Regions from separate parts of the Homo sapiens genome. Here all the other regions are linked to region 1. A link is a contact called in ENCODE Hi-C or POLR2A ChIA-PET data. All regions are on one chromosome and are shown on one strand. Each heading gives the region's core, a stretch centred on a gene start or an enhancer-like site at or near the end of the contact. The rest is flanking DNA. Distances are from core to core; before and after follow the strand shown. Region 1 holds the start of DLL4 (delta like canonical Notch ligand 4). Region 2 holds the start of OIP5-AS1 (OIP5 antisense RNA 1). Region 3 holds the start of CCDC32 (coiled-coil domain containing 32).

Region 1 (4,402 bases), core at 815-3,314:
CATTAGTCTGGGCGTGTATGAGGGTAGAGAGTGTTCCAGATTTTCCAGTATTGGGAGAGATGCCTTGTGTGGGACTAGATGTCTCCCTTGAGGGTCAGGTAAGCAGGACCAGCGCCAGAAAAGGAGGATGTTTTTATTAACTCCTGGGCCAGGATTTGGAGTTGAGAGAGGACAGGGCTAGGTAGGGCTGGATGCCAGCTTGGAGGGGAGCAAGGGGCACCCGCTGGCATCTTAGAGAGGCAAGTCCAGGGATCCATAGGGTATAGGCGGAGAGAAGATCTGGGAGCCCACTTGCCAGGATCGCCGGGAGGCACGCCCCGGACTCCCCCTCCCTCGGGCCTGGGACTCCGCCTGCCCATAACCTACATTAACTCCCGAGCGCAGCCTGGGCCCATCTGCCGCCCCGCCCCACCTCGGTTCCCCACGCCAACCCGCTCGCGCCAGATGGTGGCTGGGAGGGGTGGCCGTGCGTGGGGGACCCCGGAGCCCGTCTCCTCACCTCGCCCCTCCCCCAACCCACGCTCCCAACCTCTTGTTTCTCATCCTTCCCCCCCCCACCACACCCGTCCCCCAGTCCTCCACCACCACCACCCAACTCAAAAAAAAAAATCAGACCATGCTCGGCATTGGCAGCTGTTGGGCTTCTCGCCGCTCCCCCACCCTTACCGCCTCCCCCGGGTTCGCGCCGCGTCCCGGCTCCCCCCCCGCGCTGATCTTACCGCCCGACTACAGCCATCACCTCGCGGGCGGGCTGACAGCTGAAGCCACAGGGCCCCCGCTGCCCTCGGCGTCGCAAAGAGAGAGCTCCCCGGCACCCCTGAGACTGGGAGAAGCCGGCCCTCCCCGGTCTGCGGTCTCCGGGGATCACGCCGGGTTCCGAGAAAGCAGCTGCGCTGCTGCCGCTTGGAGGAGTGGGGCCACCCAGGGGACCCTCTCGGGCGAGACTTGGGAAGCCGCCTGAAACTCAAACAGCTCCGCAAGCCTCCAGTTCCACCCCACATCCCGCCTTATGAGGCGAGGACCCGGGCCGACCCGGCCTCAGTCCCTCACCTTGATTCTCCAGTGGCCTGAGCCAACTCTGGCGTCAGGAGAGTTCCTCCTTGCCCCAGCTGAGCGACAGGGCGCGGCCGGGGGCTTGGGGCTGCTGGGGTGGGGGGAGGCAGTGGGCGCAGGAACTGAAGCTGGACTCAGGTGAGGGGACGCGCTGGAGGCGGGGCCAGAACCTCATTACCATACAGCTGAGGACGCGCCCCCCTCCTACCTCCGGGACCACGCCCCGCCCTCCCCCACCTCAGGGACCGCGCGTCTGGGTCTCTGGCACGCGCCAAGCCCTGGCAGGGGGCAGAAGGGAGAAGGCACGCGCTGGGCACGCCCCCCCTTAGCTAGAGAGGGAGACGCCCAACAGGTGCACAGAGAGGGCCCCGAGCCTTAGACCCTTAGCCCCTAGCCTTGCTCAGAGTGGCCACAGAGAGGTTAACGCTTCTGCTGGCTTCCCTGCTGCGCTGGGGACGCGTGGTGGGTGGGCACTCATAGGTTGGGGGCCGTTGAGACAAGGGCTCCAGAAGCTCCAGGAAGGAAAAGGAGATCGGATTTCCCTAGCGCTGGTTTTTGCATTCCGGGCTTAAGTTCTTTTTACCTGCTTTGGAACACTAGGTAACTAGCGCCTGCTGCGGATGCACAGCCTACAGGGACTGCCTAGTGTCTCCGCCCCCAAGACCATCCCCGAACCACCCACTCACCTCCTGCCCCATTACCGGGCAACCCCTCTATCCTCCGGCGGCCAGGGTCTCAGCCCTTAACCCCGCCATCACGGAGGACTGGTCACCTCGGCACGCGCAGAGCTGGGGGACCTAGAGGTTGGGAGCGGCACGGAGGGGCGGGGACCTGCGCCCGACTGGCTGACGGGGAGGGGGGAGCGGCGGGGGCGGAGGCCCCCTCCGGGCGGCGCTGGGACTGTAGCAGCTAGAGGCCGGGAGGGGAGGGGAGAATGACCATGAGTCTGAGTGACAGGCGGCGAGGAGAGGAGCCAATATATATAAGGAAGGCCCCCAGCGCGCAGGTTTCAGTAGCGGCGCTGCGCGCAGGCCGGGAACACGAGGCCAAGAGCCGCAGCCCCAGCCGCCTTGGTGCAGCGTACACCGGCACTAGCCCGCTTGCAGCCCCAGGATTAGACAGAAGACGCGTCCTCGGCGCGGTCGCCGCCCAGCCGTAGTCACCTGGATTACCTACAGCGGCAGCTGCAGCGGAGCCAGCGAGAAGGCCAAAGGGGAGCAGCGTCCCGAGAGGAGCGCCTCTTTTCAGGGACCCCGCCGGCTGGCGGACGCGCGGGAAAGCGGCGTCGCGAACAGAGCCAGATTGAGGGCCCGCGGGTGGAGAGAGCGACGCCCGAGGGGATGGCGGCAGCGTCCCGGAGCGCCTCTGGCTGGGCGCTACTGCTGCTGGTGGCACTTTGGCAGCAGGTAACACGTCCCGCGCCCTCTCCGTCCCCTCTGCCGCGCTCTGGGCCTCAGCCCCGGGCACCAGCTGAGCTGACCGGTCCCCTCCCTCCTTCCCTCGGTCCCTGTGCAATAGCGCGCGGCCGGCTCCGGCGTCTTCCAGCTGCAGCTGCAGGAGTTCATCAACGAGCGCGGCGTACTGGCCAGTGGGCGGCCTTGCGAGCCCGGCTGCCGGACTTTCTTCCGCGTCTGCCTTAAGCACTTCCAGGCGGTCGTCTCGCCCGGACCCTGCACCTTCGGGACCGTCTCCACGCCGGTATTGGGCACCAACTCCTTCGCTGTCCGGGACGACAGTAGCGGCGGGGGGCGCAACCCTCTCCAACTGCCCTTCAATTTCACCTGGCCGGTGAGCACAGCCTGGGCGCACTGGGAGGTCGCAGAAGCCGAGAGAGGAGGCGCCCTGGGACCAAAGCCCCCTCCCCAGATTTCCTTGTACACACACCCCCACCCCCAAAAAGCCCAGGATGCATTCTTTCCTGGCTCTTCCCGACTCTCTCCTGAGACTGATCCCAGAAAAGGCTCTCACCAGTCTCCGTCTTCCCAGTTTATGTCCTCCCGTCCCCAGCTCTTGGGACACGATTTTCATTACCTACCACTCTGGGGCGGTACCCTACCACCCCCTCCTCCAGTGGCTCTCCCTTACACTCTCCCGTCTCTCAACCCTCCCTCTACCGGGGGTTCTCCTCTCGCCTTCCCTGCTCAAGCGCTACACTGTGCACAGCCCCGTTATGTTGACCCGGGCGCAGTAACTGAATCCTGCAATTAGATTAATTAAACAGGCTGCCGCAAGGCACCCCCACCTCTCCCCGCTTGCTCATCTCGCCATCTCTCCGTCCCCCCACCCCCTTTCCCAGGGTACCTTCTCGCTCATCATCGAAGCTTGGCACGCGCCAGGAGACGACCTGCGGCCAGGTGAGTAGCTCGCTCCGCCACCACAGGGGGGCGACACGGCGCAGCGCCGAAAGAGTTAATCTGTTCTAGGCGGGGGAAGTGCGGGCTTGGGGGTGGGAGGCAGGACGCTTAGCTTGGCCTGGAGCTGCGCCCCGCGCTGGACGCTCGGATTCCGCTCGCTGCCTGGACTCAGAGCACAATTGCGTTTCCTGCGGGTTATTTTTGGCGTGGGAACGCGGGGAGTACGGCGGTGAGAAAGGCTGAAGCTGCCAGCGCCGCTGACGGGCCCCTTCCTGTATTTTACACCTTTCGCGAATTCCGCTCCTTTGGAAAGGGAATAATGGCTTTGGGATGTTGTTCTGACACAGAGGAAAAGGATATTTCAGCAGCACAACAATTCTCACTTTGAAAAGGAAAAAAGAAAACCATTACCCACCTCTGGAGGCAGAACCCCTGAATGGGCACCAAAGGACCCCCTGCTCCCAGGGTCCTCTCTAGCCTGGGGAGCTTTTCTTTCTTTTTCTCTTTTTTCCATTTTGACCTCTTTTCCTCTTTCCCCTCCCTATCTGCCTCCAAGACCCTGGGATATCTTAACATCCTTCTATTGTCCCCTTTTTGAATACTATCAGGCCCCCTGCACATGCACACACGTAGGGCAGCTACGTAGCGGGGCTTTGGGTCCCTCTGGCCTGTTCTTGCTGGCAGGCGGGGGTCATCTGGATAACTGGGCTGATTGGTTGGCTGATCACCATCATCACAGCCAAGAAGGACATTGGCCAGCCGTCACTGGCACCCTTGGGGACTGGCGACCCTTCCCTGACCCGACCCTCTGCCCCCTCAGAGGCCTTGCCACCAGATGCACTCATCAGCAAGATCGCCATCCAGGGCTCCCTAGCTGTGGGTCAGAACTGGTTATTGGATGAGCAAACCAGCACCCTCACAAGGCTGCGCTACTCTTACCGGGTCATCTGCAGTGACAACTACTATGGAGACAACTGCTCCCGCCTGTGCAAGAA
Region 2 (4,590 bases), core at 2,091-4,590, 350 kb after region 1:
GAACAGAAAATGAGCATCCGATTTCTTCACTAAAGGAGACCAAACTGTTCCTTGCGGTCTAGTATTTAAGAACTGGAACTTGAAAGTCCTCCTTCTACCAACTCCACCTCCACCCCCTCATTCCCCTTCTCCCAAAGTACTACTGCTGTTGCATGACAACCCCAAATATGTTCTGTCAACACAAACCTGCCTTTGGTGTATAAACAGGGCATTACAGAATGGTACACCCTATATATTTCTGTTCAGTATCCATTCACTAGTTCTTCATTTATAAATATCATCTTCCCCATTCTGCTGCTGAATGCCACACATCCATCCAGTCTGAGAAAGTGAGAGAGGCAATCATGCCAAGAACAAGCCAGCAAAGCTCTTTCACCAGATGTAGACTGTAGCCCTGCTGCCTTCCCTCCAGCGAGTCTGCCAGCATGCTTCTTCATCCTTTTTATATGTTCTTTGCTTCCTACTTCCCTGTCTTCCAACATACTGTTCACTTACTCTGGCAGTCTTTCTGCTTTTCATTAAGCCTCAAAATCTCCTCTGTTCTACTTGGCACCACAAGCTATGTCCTATATATGTATTTCTGACTTGGCAGGATAGTTCAGGGGTCTGGCAGTTTTTATTTACCTTCATTATTAAATGGGCCTCTGGGATGTTGCCTCTTCAGGAGCTTTTTGGTAATCAATACTTCTCTCAGAAGTATGAGACCATCCTCTGCACTCTGCTCTGTCATCAAAGGCTGCTGGGTGGAGATACCCTTTTTGAAAGGTGGCCTTGGTGAGAGGTATGGAGCCAAGTCTTCTAGGTTGCTTGCCCACATCACTCTATCTCTGGCCTCTGATTCTCAACTTTGTACCTGTGTGGCTCCTCTTGTTAGTGCAATGTTGACTGTTGAAAAAGCAGCAGTATGCTTACAGGTTTGCTTAGTTTGGGGACACCGTTACCACCAGAATGGCTGCTCTGACAATATGCCTAGGGACTTTCTCATGGCTTTTATTTAATAAGGAGGCTGGGCACCCTATAAAGCCTCATGCATTCACACCTTTGCAGCATGGTTTATGCCTCAGTGTTATGTGCACTGGAATGTTTTCCACTTCACATTTCCAAGTAGAAATATTAGTGTTACGGAAGTGCCTAATATCCCAGTCCAAATTTTTTTTTTTTTTTTTTTTTTTTTTTGAGACAGAGTCTTGCTCTGTCACCCAGGCTGGAGTGCAGTGGTGCGATCGCTCACTGCAACCTCAGCCTCCTGGATTTAAGTGATTCTCCTGCCTCAGCCTCCCAAGTAGCTGGGATTACAGGTGTGCACCACCATGCCCGGCTAATTTTTTGTATTTTTAGTGGAGACAGGGTTTCACCATGTTGGCCAGGCTGGTCTCGAACTCCTGACCTCGTGATCCGCCTGCCTCAGCCTCCCAAAGTGCTGGGATTACAGGTGTGAGCCACCACGCCTGGCCCCAGTCCAAAATATTTAAAGATTGTTTCCTTAGTGTCTTGAAGTTTTGCACAAAATTCTTTTTTTTGAGATGGAGTCTCACTCTGTCACCCAGGCTGGAGTGCAGTGGCGTGATCTTGGCTCACTGCAACCTCTGCCTCCTGGGTTCAAGCAATTCTCCCACCTCAGCCTCCCAAGTAGCTGGGATTACAGACGTGTGCCACCATACCTGGGTAATTTTTGCATTTTTAGTGGAGAGGGAGTTTCACCATGTTGGCCAGGTTGGTCTTGAACTCCTGACCTCAGGTGATCCTCCTGCCTCGGCCTCCCAAAGTGCTGGGATTACAGGCATGAGCCACCGTGCTCAGCCGCAAAATTCTTTATGAATTTTACACTTGGCAAATGTTAATGACGGAAGCCATAGTCTGCTCCTAATACATGTCCAAAGCATTGACTGTTGTGTCATTAGCTGCCTGGTTACATTAGCTCCCTGGCTTCTTGTTTAGACCACTGCTAATCCCTTAAAAACAAGAGGTCTGGCACTAGTAGCACAACCTAAGGTGGCATTACAGATCTTTGAGCGAGCCACAGCAACTTTTCTGCCAAGTCAGCTTAGTTTAGACTTCAGTGAATCAGGCTATTGCTATCCTAATGTATGTCTCTATGAGTGTATTTAGCCACACATCTGCCCTTGGTTGACTTTCTGACTCATTGCTTGCTTGCTTGTTTCCTTGCTTTGGAAAACTATTGAAGATTGCTAAAAAATACCACTGCAAAGTGATGGAAAAGGGTGGAGAACAGGGGAGTAGCCAGGCTGGATGGCTCAAATATAAATGAATGAGGAATTCTTTATGAAGTATCAGTCAGATTTTATGATTAAGTGATGTAATATAGGAATTATGTAAAAGGGAAGAATGTCTGATACTGATCTATTAGAGAGGTACTTTAGAGGCTTCTTGATTGGCATAAAGTTCCTAAGGTTATAGATTTTCCCCCCTTTTGGCTGTATAGCAAAGTGTTTTAATCCACGGTTGTGCCTTATTGTTCCATTAAAATTGTATCTTCGATCCATCAATAAATACTTGTGGTTGAAACAAAATAACTTTTGTCCATTTTACAAGAATTTTATGTAACTTAGTCCCTTCAAGTTTGAAATCACAGTGTCTCCCTTACTCAAGTTTATGTCTGTACGGTCAGCTGCAGTCTACTCTGCTGCTGCCTGGATATATGAAGTGGAAACATTCATCGAGGGGCCAGCACTTTTGGCTTCGACATGGTTTTGTCAGCCGTGGCCACTTCCCATTCATTCCAGCTAAGACGCAATTTCTATTCTTGACTCCCTGACTCCTTAAATGTAGAAAAAGCCTAAAAATCCAGTATATGTCCATTCCTTAAATTGCCCACCTCCTCATTCATGTGCAGCCTCAGCGGTGACATACTCTGGTTTTACATGGCTTTTTCTTTGCATTTCTTTTTTGAGATGGAGTCTCACTCTTGCCCAGGCTGGAGTGTAATGGCACAGTCTTGGCTCACTGCAACCTCCGCCTCCCAGGTTCAAGCAATTCTCCTGCCTCAGCCTCCTGAGTAGCTGGGATTACAGGCACGTGCCACCACACCTGGCTAATTTTTGTATTTTTGGTAGAGATTGGGGTTTCACCATGTTGGCCAGGCTGGTCTTGAACTCCTGACCTCAGCTGATCCACCCGCCTCAGCCTCCCAAAGTGCTGGGATTACAGCCACCGTGCCAGGCCAGGAATCTGCATTTCTAAGAATCCACCCAGATGACAGCCCTCTTGGTGTTTGGCAAGCACAGTGGACCTACACTGCCTACGCTGGGCCTCGCTTGTCATAACCCCGAAGAGGAGCCACCCCACGTATACCCTCCCTGCTGTCACGTGTCCGTGTGAAGAGACCACCAAACAGGCTTTGTGTGAACAACAAGCCTGTTTATTTCACCTGGGTGCAGGTGGGATGAGTCGGAAAAGAGAGTTCAGCAAAGGGTGGTGGATTATCATTAGTTCTTACAGGTTTTGGGATAGGCGGTGGAGTTAGGAGCAATGTTTTGTGGGCAGGGGGTGGATCTCACAAAGTACATTCTCAAGGGTGGGGAGAATTACAAAGAACCTTCTTAAGGGTGGGGAGATTACAAAGTACATTGATCAGTTAGGGTGGGGCAGAAACAAATCACAATGGTGAATGTCATCAGTTAAGGCTATTTTCACTTCTTTGTGGATCTTCAGTTGCTTCAGGCCATCTGGATGTATACGTGCAGGTCACAGGGGATATGATGGCTTAGCTTGGGCTCAGAGGCCTGACACCTGCCCCTCTGGGAAATGATGCAGAAGAAAGGATGCCCTACAGTTGGGTGTAGCAAACAACAAAACTGCCAGTTACAGCAGGTTTCCTCTATGCAGGAGGGCCTTCAGAAAAGTGACGAATCCTTCTCTCCTGTATTGACCAAAGCTGTAAACAGCCGGACAACGTTTGGGCCCTTTAAGAGTCAAAGACAGAGACAAACTGGAAGCATTAAATTTTTTCCCTAGGTGTTGTGCTACCCCTGGATTAAAAGCCTGGGCGCGGTGGCTCATGCCTGTAATCCCAGCACTTCGGGAGACCGAGGCGGGTGGATCACCTGAGGTCAGGAGTTCGACACCAGTCTGGCCAACGTAGTGAAATCTCGTCTCTACTAAAAATACAAAAATTAGCTGGGTGTGGTGGCATGCGCCTGTAGTCCCAGCTACTTGAGGGGCTGAGGCAGGAGAATCGTTTAAACCCGGGAGGCGGAGGTTGCAGTGAGTCAAGATCGCGCCACTGCACTCCAGCTTGGGCGACAGTGAGAGACTCTGTCTCAAAAAACAAAACAAAACAAAAACCCTCGGGCCTGAGAATGAAATTATTAGTACTACAGTTTAACCTAACAGTGGCTTAAAATAGTCACGCGGCCTAGCCACACTATCTTACCACGTGGTACAGCTTCTACGGCGGAAATTTTACATTCTTAATAATTGAATTACAAAAGCATTTCTCCCTGTTACCTCAATTCTGGGACCCAATCCGGATCGAAAGAGTGGGGCGAGTGCTATTGATTGACGTGCATTCCAACCAACCTACGACGCAAGGAGAGCGCGCGCGAGCAAGACGATGCCCAATAAACACTC
Region 3 (4,274 bases), core at 503-3,002, 360 kb before region 1:
GAGATAGAGGCTGCAGTGAGTGGTGATCACGCCATTGCACTCCAGCCTGGGTGACATTGCGAGGCCCTGTCTCACAAATAAATAAATAAAATAAAAATAAAAATGGAATTCCTACAAGCCATACACAAAAGGCAGATACTGTGATTCCACTTATATAAGGTACCTGAGTAGTCAAATTCATAGATACAGAAAATAGGATGGTGGGAGCTGGGGGCTGGGAGGTAGAAAGAATGGGGAATTACTGTTTAATGGGTACACAGTTTCAGTTTGGGAAAATGAAAAAGTTCTGGAGGTGGATGGTAGTTATGGTTGCACAACAATGTGAACACCACTGAATCATACACACAAAAATAGTTAAAATGGTCAATTTTATGCTACATATATTTTAACACACACACACACACACACACACACACACAAATCTGTAGGGCATTTCCAGGTTGGACAACCAGCCTGCACTTTTCTCCAAAGATCTCCAAAATGCAACAGTTCTATCTCCAGTCAATTAAATTCTGTTTTTTTTTCTTTCTTTCTTTCTTTTTTTTTTTTGAGACAGAGTCTCGCTCTGTCGCCCAGGCTGGAGTGCAGTGGCGCTAACTTGGCTCACTGCAACCTCCGCCTCCCGGGTTCACGCCATTCTCCTGCCTCAGCCTCCCAAATAGCTGGGACTACAGGCACTCGCCACCACGCCCGGCTAATTTTTTGCATTTTTTAGTAAAGACGGGGTTTCACCGTTTAGCCAGGGTGGTCTCGATCTCCTGATCTTGTGATCCGCCCGCCTCGGCCTCCCAAAGTGCTGGGATTACAGGCGTGAGCCACCGCGCCCGGCCCCTAAATTCTGTTTTCAACAGAACACAGACTAAAGGTCTTTCCACAGTTCCATATACATGAAGATCCTGCTTGGTAAAAAGTGTCTGTCAGAGAGTACTGTTACAATGCAAGGGCTGTGTGCTCAGCGCATGCAGTTCAGCCGTATGTCTCATGCTCTTATTTTAATACAATCACTGAAAGGTAGGTATTTTCACCATTTTACAGATGAAAAAACAAGTTCAGAAGGGTAACTTGCTCTAGGGCACATTACTGATATGTGGGGAATCCTTGACAGGAAAACCAGATCTGTGCTGCTCCAGAATCCATGTTTTTATCAAATACCATCCTGCTTGTTTGGAAAATATAACGAAAGCAGCCCAAGCACGGGCAGGTAGGAAAAGCTACGCAAAGAGCCTGGAGGCTTTTATAACTATCTAGGCATATGAGACAGGCTGACACCTTCTTTCAAGAGGAGACTTAGAAATCAGGAAGGCTGCCTGAGGCAAGGTCTGAATAATGCCAGGAGACAGAGCCCAGCCAGCGTAAAGGCCGGAAGTAAAAGGGACAGCTATGACACGGCGGTCCTGGGTGAACTGATGTCTAGCGCTACAGTGAACCCCCAACCCGAATTCGTCTAAAGCCACCCAAAACCAAAACTTTGCTCACACCAGAGCCCCGCATGGCCCCTTACCCCAGGGCAGGGCGTCCAGAACCACGCAGGAAATTCCGGCGTCCAGATCCCAGGCCTCAGTCGCTCAGGTCTCTAGGGCTGTCTGGACGGGATGAATCAGGTCCCAAGGCCTCTATGTGGTATTCCGGGGCCGGGCCAGAGTGGGAGATCCAAAACGCTGGGCACCCCAGCCCCTCCTCACTTACCGTAACAGCTGCCCAGTAAACGCTTGGCTCAGCTCTGTCGCCTGTAGCCCGGAGGAAATCGGGAGGGGCGGAGTCCCCTAGTGACGGAGCCCAGGAGTCCTCCAACTACCTTCCCACCCGACGATGTTCTGTGCGTCGATTGGTCGAGAGGAGCTCAGCGTGGTGAAGAAGTGAGGAGCAGCAAGAGGCGAGCGGTGGACGGGGCTCTGGTTGCCGGGAAACGGTGGAGTCACGTGCCCTGAGCATTGCCCCTCCCCTCCCGAGGGCCAGGTTGATTCCTTGCAGATCCAGGGTTCCAGTCCCTGCTTGGATAGGGAAGTCGTTTCCAAGACTTTTGACTTTTCCTAGTCGCCGGAGCCAGTTCACCTCCTCCACAACTTTCTCTGTCGGTGTTTGTCTTCTAAAAATTTCACCCCTTCGTTACCCAAATTAGAGCACTTCGGCGGCTTCTTTCCTTACTCTCCCAGGAGACTCGTGTCTCATTCATCAAATTATGAAGCTTTCCTTCATTCATTTAGTCAATAGATACCAAGCACCTGCTGTGTTCTAAGCATTGTGTTAAGCGTGAAGTTAAGACACATATGACTTGATATAAGTCCTGGAGATCCTTACAGCTTAGTAGTGTAGGAAGGGGGTCCGCCATGGAGGCATAAAAGTTTACAAATAACAGTAAACAGTGATAGACAGCCGGGCGCGGTGACTCACGCCTGTAATCCCAGTACTCTAGGAGGCCGAGGCAGGTGGATCACCTGAGGTCAGGAGTTCGAGACCAGCCTGGGTGAAACATGGTGAAACTCTGTCTCTACTAAAAGTACAAAAATTAGCTGAGCATGGTGGCACATGCCTGGAATCCTAGCTATTCGGGAGGCTCAGGCAGGAGAATCGCTTGAACCGGGAAGGCAGAGGTTGCAGTGAGACAAGATCGCACCACTGCATTCCAACCTGGGCAACAGAGCAAGACTGTCTCAAAAAAAAAAAAGGAGGGGGGCGTTGAGGATTATAGAGTATATGATGGAAGTGTGGCCAGAGTACATAAAGGAGAGAGTGGTCATAAGAAGTGTGTGTCAGAATGCTTTGTTGTTGTAGTTGTTAAAGGAGATGACCTTTGATATCCTTCAGGGGATAGATACCAGCTTGTTCATTGAGATCGACCCCTCCCCATCCCCAGCTTCCAGGATCAACACCAGTTACTCTCTCCCAAGAAACACGTGATGAAAGACATCAGCCAACCATCAGTAGCCAAGTAACTTGGCTGAGGAAATAGTTCTCACTCCAGCCTGGGTGACAGAGCAAGACTCCGTCTCAAAAAAAAAAAGAAAGAAAGAAAAAGAAAACAACAACAACAAAAACAACATAGTTTTAGGATTACAGATGTGAGCCACTGCGCCCAGCTAAAATACAATTTAAAATTCAGTTCCTGGCCGGGCTTGGTGGCTCATGCCTGTAATCCCAGAATTTTGGGAGGCTGAGGGGGTGTGGATCACCTGAGATCAGCAGTTCGAGACCAGCCTGGCCAACATGGTGAAACCCTGTTTCTACTAAAAATACAAAAATTAACTGGGCGTGGAGGCGCATGCCTGTAATCCCAGCTACTCAGGAGGCTGAGGTAGGAGAACTACTTGAACCCAGGAGGCGGAGGTTGCGCCACCACATCCGGCCTGTAATCCTAACACTTTGGGAGGCCAAGGTGGATGGATTGTTTGAGCCCAGTTTGAGACCACCCTAGGCAATGTGGCAAAACCTCGTCTCTACTAAAAATACAAAAAATTAGCCAGTCATGGTGGCACATGTCTGTCGTCTCAGCTACTAGGGAGCCTGAGGTGGGAGGATCACTTCAGTTTGGGAAGTCAAGGCTGCAGTGAGCCAAAATCGTGCCACTGCACTCCAGCCTGGGTGATGGGAGTGAGATCTTGTTTCAAAACTTGTTAAAATTTTAATTAATTTAAATTTAATTAGCCACATGTGGCTATTGTACAGCACATGGCTAATGGTGATCCTATTGTATAGCACAGGATTGGAGAATATTACATAGTTCACAGAACCTCAAGGTGAGTGGAGAGTCAGGCTTTAGGTCTATACAGCCAGGGACAGTATCTGAATCTCACTGAGAGACTGCTCAGGGAACACCCCACAGCCACTGAACATCTATAGCTGGCATTATTCGTCGATTGGGTACTTGACACAAGAACCTCCCCGACTGTTGGCCTCCCAGATTAGATGCCTCCAATGCTACCTTGTTAGACACGGATTTCACACTGAGCCTGCTTCCGCGGCTGTGTGCCTCTGAACCAAAGCCTCTGTCTAAGAGATAGAGCCCAGGTCAAATGCCTATGTCCAAGCTGCAAGAGAGTGTGGGAAGGCTCTGGCTTCTACCTTTTGGGGGCAGTAATGAAATGTGAGAAATTCCCCACCCAAAAGAAGGGTGTTCGGAAGATGCTGGATGTTTACAGAATATGACAAATGTCTACTCTACATGGTCTATGCCAGTGCTTCTCAAGCTTTAATATGCAGAAAAATCACCTGAGGATCATGTTAAAGTGCAGATTCTCATTTAGTAGGTCAGAAGGGGAGGAGGAACAAGATTCTGC

The links. A loop is a pair of places that touch in the nucleus more often than their neighbours do. ChIA-PET counts read pairs that join two places held with the same protein, here RNA polymerase II (POLR2A). Pooled maps may share reads with other maps.
Region 2: a pooled map shows a loop between it and region 1 (3-fold over the local background). The contact joins the promoter of OIP5-AS1 here to the promoter of DLL4 in region 1. A Hi-C loop is called at or near these places in 4 of 50 pooled maps. POLR2A ChIA-PET finds 5 or more read pairs at or near these places in 2 of 52 experiments (Caco-2 and HEK293).
Region 3: a loop to region 1 is called in a pooled map, with 3 times the contacts of the local background. The contact joins the promoter of CCDC32 here to the promoter of DLL4 in region 1. A Hi-C loop is called at or near these places in 1 of 50 pooled maps. POLR2A ChIA-PET finds 5 or more read pairs at or near these places in 3 of 52 experiments (B cell, Caco-2 and K562).

What each region holds. Positions count from the first base shown.
Region 1 is chr15:40,927,276-40,931,677 of GRCh38, forward strand. It overlaps DLL4 (delta like canonical Notch ligand 4), which reads left to right and starts at 2,065. Exons shown (of 11, transcript NM_019074.4): 1 at 2,065-2,459; 2 at 2,572-2,841; 3 at 3,350-3,407; 4 at 4,228-4,402. The coding sequence starts at 2,394. RefSeq lists silencers at 1,207-1,276, 1,870-1,959.
Region 2 is chr15:41,279,357-41,283,946 of GRCh38, forward strand. It overlaps OIP5-AS1 (OIP5 antisense RNA 1), which reads left to right and starts at 3,341. Exons shown (of 5, transcript NR_152821.1): 1 at 3,341-3,362. CHP1 (calcineurin like EF-hand protein 1) reads left to right here. Exons shown (of 7, transcript NM_007236.5): 7 at 1-2,531. The coding sequence ends at 33. RefSeq lists an enhancer at 3,529-4,270.
Region 3 is chr15:40,563,290-40,567,563 of GRCh38, forward strand. It overlaps CCDC32 (coiled-coil domain containing 32), which reads right to left and starts at 1,753. Exons shown (of 4, transcript NM_001080792.4): 1 at 1,687-1,753. RefSeq lists enhancers at 2,152-2,201, 2,681-2,975 and a silencer at 3,928-4,107.